Linked DNA regions of Homo sapiens: region 1 is linked to region 2. The links are chromatin contacts, found by Hi-C or POLR2A ChIA-PET in ENCODE. All regions are on one chromosome and are shown on one strand. Each heading gives the region's core, a stretch centred on a gene start or an enhancer-like site at or near the end of the contact. The rest is flanking DNA. Distances are from core to core; before and after follow the strand shown. Region 1 overlaps STK10 (serine/threonine kinase 10). Region 2 holds the start of DOCK2 (dedicator of cytokinesis 2).

Region 1 (6,236 bases), core at 1,900-4,399, 2.5 Mb before region 2:
CCCAGCTACTTGGGAGGCTGAGGCAGGAAAATCACCTGAAACCTGGGAGGCAGAGGTTGCAGTGAGCTGAGAAAGCGCCATTGCACTCCAGCCTGGGCAACAGAGCAAGACTCTGTCTCAACAAAACAAAACAAAACAAAAACAGGTAAGTTGGTCCCTTCTGTCTCTGGGCTAATGATGCTGTCCAAGGGAGTGTTACGCAGGCTATACAGGCAATGGCAGGTTTCCTAGTCACCTCATTCAAACCAGAGGAAAAATAGGGAAATGAATTTTAATGGTATATTTATCACTTCAGCATGTAATAAATGCAGAATTAAAGCAATGTGTTGTATTCTTTTTCATGCGAAGTCTTTGAAATTGGTGGGTGTTGCACTTATGGCACATCTCCATCTGCACCAGCCACATGTCAGGTGCTCGATAGTGACATGTGGCTAGTGACTGCCATGTTGGGCACGACAGATCTGGCCTCTACTGTTGCCTCCTCAAACCCAGTGGTCACTGGATTTGGGAAGTGGGCATGGGCCAGGGCCAGGCCAGATCTGCAATAGCATTTGGGGGCGTGGCTCATTCGGGCTGCCGTGACAAAATACCATAGGCTGGATGGCTTGCAAACAATAAACATTTTATTTCACATAGTTTGGAGGCTGGGAAGTCCAAGATCAAGGCTCCCACAGAGTTGGTGTCTAACGAGGGCCTGCTCTGCTTCATAGATGGTGCCTTCTCGCTGTGACCTCACATAGTGGGAGGGACAGAAGGACAGCTAGCCTTCTAGGGTCTTTTCTTTTTTTTTTTAAAGACTGCACTCCTTCATCCAGGCTGGAGTGCAGTGGCATGATCGCGGCTCACTGGCGGCATGATCGCCTCCTGGGTTCAAGTGATTCTTGTGCCTCAGCCTCCAGAGTAGCTGGGATCACAGGCGTGCACCACCACATCTGGCTAATTTTTGTATTTTTAGTAGAGATGGCGTTTTACCATGTTGGCCAGTCTGGTCTCAAACTCCTGGCTTCAAGTGATCCACTCGCCTCGGCCTCCCAGAGTGCTGGGATTACAGGCGTGAGCCACCGCACCGGCCTCTGGGGTCTGTTTTACAAGAACACTAATCTCATTAAGACCTAATCATTTCCCAAAAGGCCCCTCCTTCTAATGCTATCACCTTGGAGGTTGGGATTTCAACATAAGAATTTTGTAGGGACACAGACACTCGGACCATAGCAGGGACCAAGTCAAGAGAGCTTTGAATGCTAAGCCAATGAATTTAGACTTGGCAGTTTTGATCTCAAAAAATGTCCTGCCTGCCTTAAGTCCCCCAGGGCCTGATCAGGTCAGCCCATGTAACATTAGAGAAGGACTGTCTTTTGATGGGGGAGGAGGCCATGACCAGAGAGGCGACACAATTGCAGGGTGCCAGAGCCAGGATTCCTGGCTGCCCAAAACTAAGGTGGTCCATGCTGAATGGAGGCTGGGCCAGAGTGACCGACCCTGGTGACCGAACCAGGTGGGTGTGGGAGGGAAGGCCAGAGCTGTAGTTGGAACCCGAATCAGAGCTGAGGGAGTGAGGTGACAGGTGAGAGGTGACCAGCCTGAGAAGATGTTTGTGAGACAGGAGGCATGAAAGAGTCTAGGGCATCTTAGGAGATGGAAAGAGAGCAGAGAGGATGAGACAGGAAGGCAAGCTTGTGTCTGCTGCGGATCAGAGGTTGTCTGGGAACCTGGAGGAATTCCTGCAGTTCAAGCCTGGCTCTACCTCTTGCAGGCTGTGTGATGCTGAGGAATTTACTTATCTCTGCCTCAGTTTCTTAAGCTGTGAAATGGTGATGGTAATGGTACAATCACATAGGGCTGTTGGAAGATGAAATGAGACAACCCATGGAAACCACTTAGTCTAGGACACTGGAAGAAGTCATGTAAGTGTTAGCTCTAGATTGTTTATTGAGCACCTACTTGTGCCAGGCCCTGTGGGTTCCAAAGTGAACAAGATAGATGAGTAGGGAGTTGACTTTTGCTCAGTTCCTACATGTCCATCATTTATTCTTCTCGTATCCCCATGAAAGGTAGGGGGATATCCTCACTCCACACCTGATGAAGCAGAGACCCAGAGAGGTACAGTGACTTACTCAGGGTCACATAGCTTTTTTTTGGCAGGGCTGGGACTTGCATCCAGATCTTTCTGGCCAGGAGCGTGTCTCTTTTCTCTTGCATAGCACAGAGAGAAAGACAAACGGGCTTGTTGGGCAGTCCACGGTCGCTTCAGTGCGGTGTCTACTCTTGGCCTTGTGGTCTCTGTGCCCAGGAATGTCACCCTTCTTTGCAAGCGTGCCTCAGCTGGATGGCGATGGATGGTGGCCTCTCATGCAGAGGAAGTGGTGAGGGGTGCAGGCAGGACTAGCACAGGAAGTGGCAGGGGAAAAGGGCGGGTGTCAGGGCGGGGAAGCTGAGTGCTCCTGGGGCCCCTCCTGGCACCCTGGTGGGTGGGGCTGCTGGGACCGCAGCAGCCTGCAGTGCAGGGTGTCTCTGGGTCTTGTCAGCAGAGCAGGGAGGGTGAGTGCTGAAAGGCTTCCTTCTCCCTTCTCCCTCTCTCCACCATACTCACCTTCCACTTCACTCTTTCTCTTCCCCTTTCTCTCTGCTTCCCCTGTGATGCATTTTTTCCCTTCTCCCCCCATAGCTTACCGATTTTTTCATACTAACAGACTATAGCAGGGCTGGCACTTCGGGTGGCTAGGAGTTCACGACCAGCCTAGGAAACATAGGAAGACTCCATCTCTTCCAAAAAATTTAAAAAATTAGCCAGGCGTGGTGGCACCAAATCTAGTCCTAGCTGCTCTGGAGGCTGAGGCAGGAGGATCACTTGAGGCCAGGAATTCAAGGCTGCAGTGAGCTGTGATCACACCACTGCACTCCAGTCTGGGTGACAGGGCAAGACCCTGACTGAAAAGCAGGTTGTCTGAAAACAACAATAACAAGAAAAAACAGGCTATACCAGAGCCAGAATTAGACACTAAGACTTGGGGAGAAGGATGGGGACGAGGAGGGACTTTACCAATGCACTGGTGACTGAAGAGTTAACTCCAGCCAGCCTGGGTCAGGTGGTGCAGGGTGGTGGAGGCCAGTGGTGCCTCTGGGAGGAGCTGAGGGAAGCGCAGCTCCTTTCTGCTTCCGGACCATTGCCATTGCGCTGGCGGGTCCCCTGCCTGCCAGTCTACCTGTGACTCTGTACAGCTGGCTCCTCCTCATTCTCCGGGTCTCAACTCAGATTCCCTCCTCAGAGAGGCCTGTCCCGACCACCGCTCCCTGACCATGGTGGCAGCTGCCTGTAGATTTCCTTCAGGGCTGTTGTTACAAACTGGGATTCTCTTGTGTTTCTCCTTCTTTATTTTCTGTCCCCTCCAGCAGATGTGAAGTCCCTGAGGACAAGGAGTGATCTTTGTGTCCCCTGCATTTGGAACAGGGCCCGCGGAGGGTAGATGTTCAGTTCATAACTGCTGAGCTGCAGGCGTGCAGTGGCTCGCTCATACCTGTAATCCCAGCACTTTGGGAGGCCGAGGCGGGTGGATCATCTGAGGTCAAGAGTTCGAGACCAGCCTGGCCAATATGGTGAAACGCCATCTCTATTAAAAATACAAAAATTGGCTGGGCGTGATGGTGCGCGCCTGTAATCCCAGCTACTCAGGAGGCTGAGGCAGAAGAATAGCTTGAACCCGAAAGGCGGAGGTTGCAGTGAGCTGAGATTGCGCCACTGCACTCCAGCCTGGTCAACAAGAGTGAAACGCCGTCTCAAAAAAAAATTAAACAACAACAACAACAAAAAATACCTGCTGAGCAATTGAAAGGATGAGTGAGTGAATGCCGGGCCTCGCTTGTTGCCTCTCCCTGGACAGGCCCCGCATTGTGGTTATGACGTGGCTACACTCGGGAGGCCGCATTGTGGTTATGATGTGGCGCTGGAATCAGTTCTGAGCTTCCTCCTAGCTTCCCTGCCTGTTGGCTGTGTGACTTTGGGCAAGTCACCTCACCCCTCTGATCCTCAGCATCTTGAGCTGTGACGTCTAAATCAAAACAGCCCTTTGCCCCGACTTTGCGAACATTGATGCTTGTGGCCAGCCCTCACTGTCCTGCCTCACACACAAGATGTAAATGTGGCTGTTACTGTGATTGTTGCCATTTCTGTGGGGTGACTTAAGCTGATCTTCCCCTTCCTGGGGCTTGACAGAGGCAGATTGCCTTGAGGCCCTGAACTCCTCCCTTGCCTGTTACACTGCAGGGTGCTTCTGGGTGGAGGGATGTAAAGCGTTCTGGGATCAGCCTCAGTTTGTTGCTCTCTCTGTTATGAAGATAAAATAAGCCTGCATCCCAGCCTGGAGACGGCACAGGGCTACTGGGGGGTCTGGTGGGATGAGTGTAAGGTCTCAGCTCCGTGCCTGCCCCAGGGTGAGTTGTAGTTGAGGGCACCAGAAGTGGAGCATTTGTGCCCTGGAGAAAGAAGCTAATGCTGATGCCTGGCTTCCCTTCACTCTCCTTCCTGGAAAGCTCCACACAGTCTTGTCTGGGAGCCCAGGCCCAACGCTTGGCCCTATGAGGCAGTTGCCACTGTCAGAGCCAGCATTGTCACCCTGAGGCAATGACCCTTGTCAGAGCTGGCGAACCTCCCTGGTCAGCCCTGAGATTCTTTCTACCCTTGCTTTGCATCTTAGAGGGCCCTGATACGGGGTTGGGGAAGCCTGAGCTCCCTCTCAAGACCCCTTCTTTTTGGGGGCCCTCACTGCCCTCCCCACAACCGCCACTTTGAGGTGATAGGAAACCCATCTTTGAGCTGGGGAGAGGTGACTGGGGCGCCTCTGTTAATGAGGAAACTGGAGCTCCAGACACTGGTGCTGGCCTCTGGTCTGGCTGCAGGACCATCTACAGTGGCTAGGAGAGGACCCCTGAAGACCCCAGCCCACCCCACGCGGGTCTCCTCGCCTCAGAGGCTTTTTTTTTTCTTTTTTTTGACAGAGTCTTGCTCTGTCACCCAGGCTGGAGTGCAGTGACGCGATCTCGACTCACTGCAACCTCCGCTTCCTGGGTTCAAGCGATTCTCCTGCCTCAGGCTCCCGAGTAGCTGGAATTACAGGCACGTGCTACCACACCCAGCTAATTTTTGTATTTTTAGTAGAGACAGGGTTTCACCATATTGGCCAGGCTGGTCTTGAACTCCTGACCTCAAGTGATCCACCCGCCTCAGCCTCCCAAAGTGCTGGGATTACAGGCATGAGCCACTGCGCCCGGCCACTTCAGAGGCTTCTGACCTGGGGATGCTGTTCATCTTACAAGTCGCAGCTCAGCAGTTGGCATTGCTGTGTAACCCTGGGCAAGTGATGTCACCCCTCTGAACCTTGGTTTTCTTTTCTGCAAAATAGGGACAATAGTGCCTCTCACAGTGGGACATAGGCATCTTTACACCTGCACCATCATGAGGCCAGTGCCAAGGACACACAGCCAGATGTGGCAGAACTGACCCAAGCCCAGCGTCACATCTGGATGATACCTAGTGTTGGTGGAACACGGGTATAGCTTGGTCCTGCCATTTGGAGAGCATTTGACAACATGTAAATCAAGGCCTATGCTTTTGGATGCGGCACCACGCGACCAGGGTGGCATGGCCCCATGATAGGGAGCTGCTCAAATAGAGGAGGGTCCCGTCACTCAGTGGAACATTCTGCCACCCTTGGAGATGACGTTGGGGAAGAGTGTTTTGTGCTCCGAAGGGCTGTGCATGCCATACTGTTTGTTTTTTTGAGATGGAGTTTTACTCTTGTCACCCAGGCTGGAGTGCAGTGGTGCCATCTCAGCTCACTGCAACCTCCACCACCTGGGTTCAAGAGATTCTCCTGCCTCAGCCTCCCGAGTAGCTGGGACTATAGGTGCGTGCCACCATGCCTGGCTAATTTTGTATTTTTGTAGAGACAGGGTTTCACCATGTTGGTCAGGCTGGTCTCAAACTCCTGACTTCAGGTGATCCACCCACCTCCCCTCCCAAAGTGCTGGCCTTACAGGGGGATTACAGGTGTGAGCCACTGTGTCCAGCCATGCTATACTGTTAAGTGAAAGTAAGAATGACCAGTGTATACAGTTTAATCCCAATTTTGTAAAGTATGGAAGAATATATTTGTGGCCAGAGAGAGTATAATGAGTGAATATTTCTAGACTTTCACTCTGGACCCAGCCTATTCTATTCTATTCTATTCTATTCTATTCAT
Region 2 (6,825 bases), core at 41-2,540:
TCAATCCTCACAAGAGTCTCATGAGACCTGCATTATTATTACTTCCACTTTATAGACGAGGAAACAGACCCTGATTTGAACTCAGTTCTGACTTCCCAGTCCAAGCCTCTAGCCTTACACATAACTCCTCAAGGGCAGAAGCTGTATCCTTCCTTACTTTGTAACTGCCCCTTGAGATATGAATTATTATTTGTTCTCTGGATGGGGACCATTTATATCAAAATGACCCCACAGTGCCCGGTACCCAGTAATTGAGTGGATAACTGCTGATCTCTCCAGGGCAGTGTTTCCCAAACAGTGGCCTGGGGACCCCCTGCATCAAATCCCTCTGGGTGTTTGGGTCTTCCAATGCCTCACCTGCGAAATATTTATCTCTGAGATGGTGTCTGGTATCCGCCTGTGTAGGAAGCTCCAGAGTGACTTTTTATTTGATATTTAAGTTTAAAAACCACAGTGAGTCCATGGAGATTGCACCACGGATGACACTTAGAGTAGCAGCACCTGAGGCCTCCCTTCCCCCAGCCACCACTTCCGCCCCTGAGCTCCAGGCAGAGGCTTCTGGGAGTTTAGATGGCTGAGGCTGACGAAGCTAGCTTCTTGGTTACCCTAAGACCACCTGGCGGGAGCCTTTTTCCCCAGAGGCTCTGGGGGGCTGAGTAGAGAACCCCACCGTCCAGCCCCATTCCCCCAAGCTTGAGCTGCCCTCTGGATGCCCTGCCAAATCAGGAGTCATCTGACCCAGGAGGAACAGACAGGGGAAGCAGGCAAATGGGTGTCGCTTTGGAGGGGGTGGAAGTATGCATGGTGGGCAGGCCAAGGCTGAGCCAGGGGAGAGTGGAGCTCCCTCTACAAGGCCAAGTCTCCCACGCGGCGAGCTGGGGCACTCCTGGGGACGCCGAGTTTGGCGCGAAGAACTGAGTTGTCAAGCGCAGGTCTTGACCCTATCTCGGAAATGTCTAAGGTTCCCTCAGCAGGCGAGAGGGCGAGGGCTGTGCTTAGCCTGCGGGGTGGGGTCCCGCCGTCCTCTCCCCGAGCCTCGGCTTTCCCGCCCCGAGGCCCCGCCGCAGGCTGCGCCCTCTGACCTGCAGGCAGCGCGCCCTGCCCACCCCGCGCCGCCGGCCCCGCAGCATCCTCCTGCTCGCGGCTCTCCCGCCACCTGTCCCGCTCCCTGCCGCGCCCTGGGGCCCGCACCTACCCACGCCGTGCCGCTCCTTGTCAGCTTTGCGCCAGGGGGCCATGGCTGGGCCGGGGCCTCGCGTCCTCCCGTGGGGAAGCCGTCAGGGGGTGGCTGGGCGCCGCAGGGCCCCACTTCCTTCCTCTTTTCAAACTCCTCTCAGGGCCCGCCCTCTCCTCCCTCGCCGGGGCTCCCCGCTCCCTCCTCCCTCCCGTTGGGCAGGGGCACACTAGAAGGCTGGTGCCCCGTAGGCTAAGACACGCCACCCCACCCCACTTCACGCAAAACTTGGGGACCACTCCCACTTTGTCTCCTCCCCAGGCGAGGGAGCAGAGGCCAGTCCCCACCTGGGGCTCGCCAGACCACCACCGCAAGTGCAGAGAGTTTCCTGATTGCCGTGCCTAGGGACTGAACAAACCTCCTTAACTCCCCTCAGCATGAGCTTTGGTGTCAGATCTCGGTTCGAATCCAGACGGGGACAAATGACTTCATTTTTCTAAGCTTCAGTTTTCTCATCTGTGAAATGGGATACTAATACCTACTTCATATGATTATTGTGAGGGTTAGAGAGACAATGTACACAGCAGGTGACATGGAAGAGTAAATGTTTACCTGGAGGTGGATCCTTTACAGCCTTTTTTTTTTTTTTTTGTGAGACGGAGTTTCGAGTTTCTCTCTTGCTGCCCAGGCTGGAGTGCAACGACGCGATCGCGGCTCACCGCGACCTCCGCCTCCCGAGTTCAAGCGACTCTCCTGTCTCAGCCTTCCCAGTAGCTGGGATTACAGGCATGCACCAGCATGCCCGGCTAACTTTGCATTTTCAGTAGAAACGTGGTTTCTCCATGTTGGTCATGCTGGTCTCGAACTCCCCACCTCAGGTGATCCGCCAGCCTCAGCCTCCCAAAGTGCTGGGATTACAGGTGTGAGCCACCGTGCCTGGCCCATTTACAGCTTTTTATCGTTTTGGTGCTACAAACCCGTTGGAAAATCTGATGTAAGCTCTAGAAGCTCTACTCTGAAAATACGTAAATACACTATTTACCAACATCACTGCAAGGTGAAGGGTGCTGTCACAGCCAGCAACAGTGGGACCCAGGAAAAGAGCCCTAGAGTTAGGCTAATGGAGACATTTCCTCGAAAAATCTCATTTTTGCTCTGAGAACAGATTCTGTCCAAAAAAAAAAAAAAAAAGTCTGATCCACAGTGATAAGGCTGAATTTAAGTTTTGCTGAGTTTTCTTTCTTTATTCATGACTCTCACTACCCCTTTCTGCCTTACACTGGAGAGTCATTAAGATAGATTAGGCAATATCACAGCTGAACTGGAGCAACAAAAAATTATTGATTTTGTTTTATCTGCAGTTATTTTCTTTTCTGTTTTCTAGCAGCACAAATTAGGTAATAATGTCTTATACAGTCAGCAGTGGTATTAGGGTTCCACCAGATGACCAGAGTAGGAGATTTTATATATATGCATACATATATATACATACATACATATATGCATATATATATACACATACATACATACATATATGCATATATATACACATACATATATGCATATATATACACATACATATATGCATATATATATACACATACATATATGCATATATATATATATATATATACACATACATATATATGTATATGAGAGACAGAGAGAGATTGGGGATTGGCTAATGCGATTGTGGGGCTGTCAGGAAGAGCAGTTTGGAAACTCACAGGCAGATGTCCTCAGGAGGAATTTCTTCTTTTTCAAGGAACCTCAGTTCTATTCATAAGGTTTGTCAACTAATTGGATCACACCAACCAAATGTATTGAGGATAATCTCCCTTAATTAAATTCAATGTATGGTAGATGTTAATCACATCTACAAAGTACTTCACAGCAACCCCTGTGAAGATTGTGAAGATTGGTATTTGATTGAATAACTGGGCCATAGCCTTGCCAAGTTGACTCACAAAACTAGCTATCACAACAATGTTATAAATTGGGACTATACAATAGAGGATGCCAAACATTTTCTGTAAAGTCACAGATAGTATTTTAGTCTTTGCAGTCCAGAAAGCAAAATCAAGTATATATGTAGGATGCAGGTACTTATGTAAAGAAAGAAAAAAGGTTCTAAATTTTTTTTATTAATAAAATTCAAAATATCATGTGAATGAGTATTTTTTGTAATACTAGCTTAGTAAGGCAAAAAAAAATACATTTTGGGAATGATATCACATTTCACCTTATTGGAGTTCAAAGTTAATGTGCCTTATCGAAATTGATTCAAATATTCATATGTTAATGCTGATCTGACAGGATATTTACTTTCTATTTCTGAAAAAAATGTTTACCAAATGGGCAATGGTTAAAAGTCCAGAAAAGCTAATAAAATTAACCTTTGATACCACTGATTCAATAACATCACAGATTTAGATATTTTCCACAAAGTACCTGATGGTGAATATTACAATTAATAATCATAAGCTTTAAATATCTTATATTTTCACCCACCTTCTAAATTTGCTCCAAAAGCCTTCTTCTGCTCCACAGATATTTTTTTTACCATGAACACTAGCAACACATCTTAGCAGATTCCACTTCAGGTTGTGTTGAATTAGTGTTTTCTCATTTTCTTTTAAAGTAATCTTGCCTATAGTTCTTCTACACAGGCTCTTCATAGAAGCTATTTCTTCATTCACTTCGAACTCAGCATTGACTTCTCAAATAAACAACAACTGAGCTGTATTGGTAATATTTGTCAACAAGAACTAAGGAAAACCACTAGAAGTCATTTTAAAATTCACTATTGATGCTTCTGTCAATGTTCTCAACCAAGCAACCAGTGTCACCAAAAGGCTAAAAGTCTTAAACTAATTTATTTTCACTGGATATATTTCATCTGCTGCTATAATCAAACATGATTTAATGAACTTAACATCAATAAAATATTTTGCCTTGCTTGCATAACAAATAAGCCACTTGGAAACTTATTCTGGTTGTAGTCTCATTTTCACTTTTTATTATTTTAAAGAAATTGTGCTGTGATGAGATATTCTGTTTTAAATTTTCTAATTTTTCTTGTCATTGCTTTTGTGTAAGTTGGAAAAGATGTGATGAGTGCTTAATCTATTATATTGTTTGGAGTGTCAACATGTAATAAACACAATGCTTTCTCCTCTGCTTTGTTTGTTTTGTGCTGCTATAACAGAATGCTACAGACTGTGTAATTTATGATGAACAGAAATTTATTTGGCTCACACCTCTGGAGGCTGGGAAGTTAAATATCAAGGGGCCAACATCCAGCAAGGGCATTTTTTTGCTGTGCCATCCCGTGGTGGAAGGTGACAGGGCAAGAGCCAGAGAGCAAGAGAAGCCCAAACTCACTTTTATAACAAACCCACTCTCACAATAACTAACCACTCCCTCAATAACTAACCCACTCCTACGATAACAACATTAATCTATTTATGCAGAGCCCTCATGATCTACTAATTACATCTTATTAGGCCCCACCTTCCAACACTGTTGCTGTATTGGGGATTAAATTCCCAACTCATGAACTTTGGGGGGGGTCACATTTAAACCATAGTGCTATTTAATTTGGTAACAAACAATACACACTCCACTGTGCCTTAGAAGCATGACATTTGGAGCCCACTATTCTTTCTTTTCTTTTTGACATGGTGGCTATAGCACTGGTAATTTTTTTAAATGTTACCATAGAGAGAGATATGCACTTTAAATGCTGTGGAGTTGTAATCTCATCCTCGTGATTAGTGGGTTGCTGGAGAGCACTGTGTAGCATTGAAAACACCATACACAGTCCTTGTTGCAAATAGTCAACTCTGCCATTGTAGAATGAAAACAACTATAAATGATGCATAAATGAATGAGCATGGCTGTGTTCCCATAAAATGGAATTTTTACTTCCTACAGTTTTCATATAGCATGGAATGTTATCTTTATTTTGATATTTTTCAGCAGTTTAAAAATGTAAAAACTAGTCTTAGTTCATGGGCCATACAAAAACATGCAACAAGCCAGATTTGATCTGTGAACCACAGTTTGCTATCTTCTGCTATACACAGTTGTGTTGTCTTCATAAACTTGTAGCCAGTTGATCTAAAATACACTTTTTTTTTTTTTTTCGATTTAGGTTTAAGCTTCTGACATACAAACAGGCAACTTCACATTAACAGTGTGGTAAAGTATCTGATGGGAGGCCAAGAGTAGGTGGTGGTGCCAGAAAGCAAATAAGATTGAACTTGAGGAGCACTGAAGTTTTTTTTTCCCCATTCAACTTGTGACACAACCTATAATAGGAATCTCTTCCTTAAATAATGTTAAACAAACAAATTCAGCATATTAAAAGAGTTGAAAAACTGCTTTCAGTTGAAGGAGATGAAGTTTAGAAATTTTGACTGAGGGTTAATTAACTTCTTAATGGGGTGGCTTTTAGTGCAGAAATCTTTAAACTTCATATGGTTAGGAGATGGCTTTTATGTTTCTGAAATATGGGCTTTTCATTACAGTTAACAATCCTATGGCATCATAAAAATTTTTTGGCAAGAGAGATCAATAGTCAAACATAAAAATCTGACTAAAACCACTTAAAGAATTTACAATAATCTTGGTCACACAATTTTATTAAACACCATCTGTCAGTTACTTGACTATTAGGTAGTACACTCTTGATGACTATAACTTCACATACATTGTGAGGGATGACTGTGGGTAAAAGGACATCTCTAGCCAAGATTTCTGTTAAGTTCAGTCCTGTGTGTCCAACTACCTCCTAGACATCCCCTCCCAGCCCCATCAATGTCTCCATATTTCAAAACCAAGCTCATATCATAACTGTACCCTAGACTTGTCCCTCTTCTGACTGTTTCTACCCAATGTTAACAGATGAAGTGACCAGACTGTGCTTTAATCAGGTGCTAGAACCCCATCTCCATCACTTACCTAGCTTTGTGGTTTGCAGCAAATTCACTGAACACTTTCTGAGCCCCATTCATTGAATACTTACTGCCTTTCAATCCCTGATTTAAACAGTTGGCATGCATTATCTCGTGTCATCCTAAAAGCAGCCCCATAAGACAGGTACCATTATTACCCCAATTTTACCCCCAATTTGCTAATCAGCAAACTGAGGCCAGAGAAATGAAATCCCTTATTGTAGCCAATATCCACTATGATTGCCCATGAGTGCATCATTACCCTTCACTTCACTCGGGTCAGAAATTTAACTCATCCTAATCTTCCTTTCATTCCAAATGATAATCTCAAAAACAGCTGTTGAATCTGCCCTCTTCCCCATCCCACAAACTTAAGATCTTCCTTGAAACTTGGATTAGAGATCCCTTCCTCCAACCTTGCCTCCTTCCAATCTCTTCTCCATGTTACTTCTGAGAACCTTTGCCCAAGTAGTTTTGGTCTTCTCAAGCTTCTGGAATAATCTAGGAAAAATATAAGCAAAGCAGGTTTGTAATAACGTGAGAGGTTTAACAACTTTTGTGAAATGTGAAATAAAGACATTCCACAGGAAATAACTATGCAAAGCCTCAAGTATAGCCCAAAGAAATCTAACTGGACTCATGGTTTAGGTAAATTGAAGAAAACTCTTTCCCTAAGGCACAGCAGAAGGGGAG

The links. A loop is a pair of places that touch in the nucleus more often than their neighbours do. ChIA-PET counts read pairs that join two places held with the same protein, here RNA polymerase II (POLR2A). Pooled maps may share reads with other maps.
Region 1: a pooled map shows a loop between it and region 2 (5-fold over the local background). The contact joins the enhancer-like site here to the promoter of DOCK2 in region 2. A Hi-C loop is called at or near these places in 2 of 50 pooled maps. POLR2A ChIA-PET finds 5 or more read pairs at or near these places in 2 of 52 experiments (activated B cell and activated T-cell).

The regions. Positions count from the first base shown.
Region 1 is chr5:172,171,729-172,177,964 of GRCh38, reverse strand. All of the region lies in intron 1 of STK10 (serine/threonine kinase 10), which reads left to right. Among named protein-coding and RNA genes, the nearest start is that of STK10, 13 kb to the left of the region's middle. RefSeq lists a silencer at 2,468-2,694. Within about 2 kb of position 3,149, at least 26 of the 41 ENCODE cell types and tissues checked have a DNase peak (open chromatin) inside an H3K27ac peak, as active enhancers do.
Region 2 is chr5:169,631,740-169,638,564 of GRCh38, reverse strand. It overlaps DOCK2 (dedicator of cytokinesis 2), which reads right to left and starts at 1,290. Exons shown (of 52, transcript NM_004946.3): 1 at 1,196-1,290. The coding sequence starts at 1,238. RefSeq lists an enhancer at 493-592 and silencers at 853-912, 943-1,422.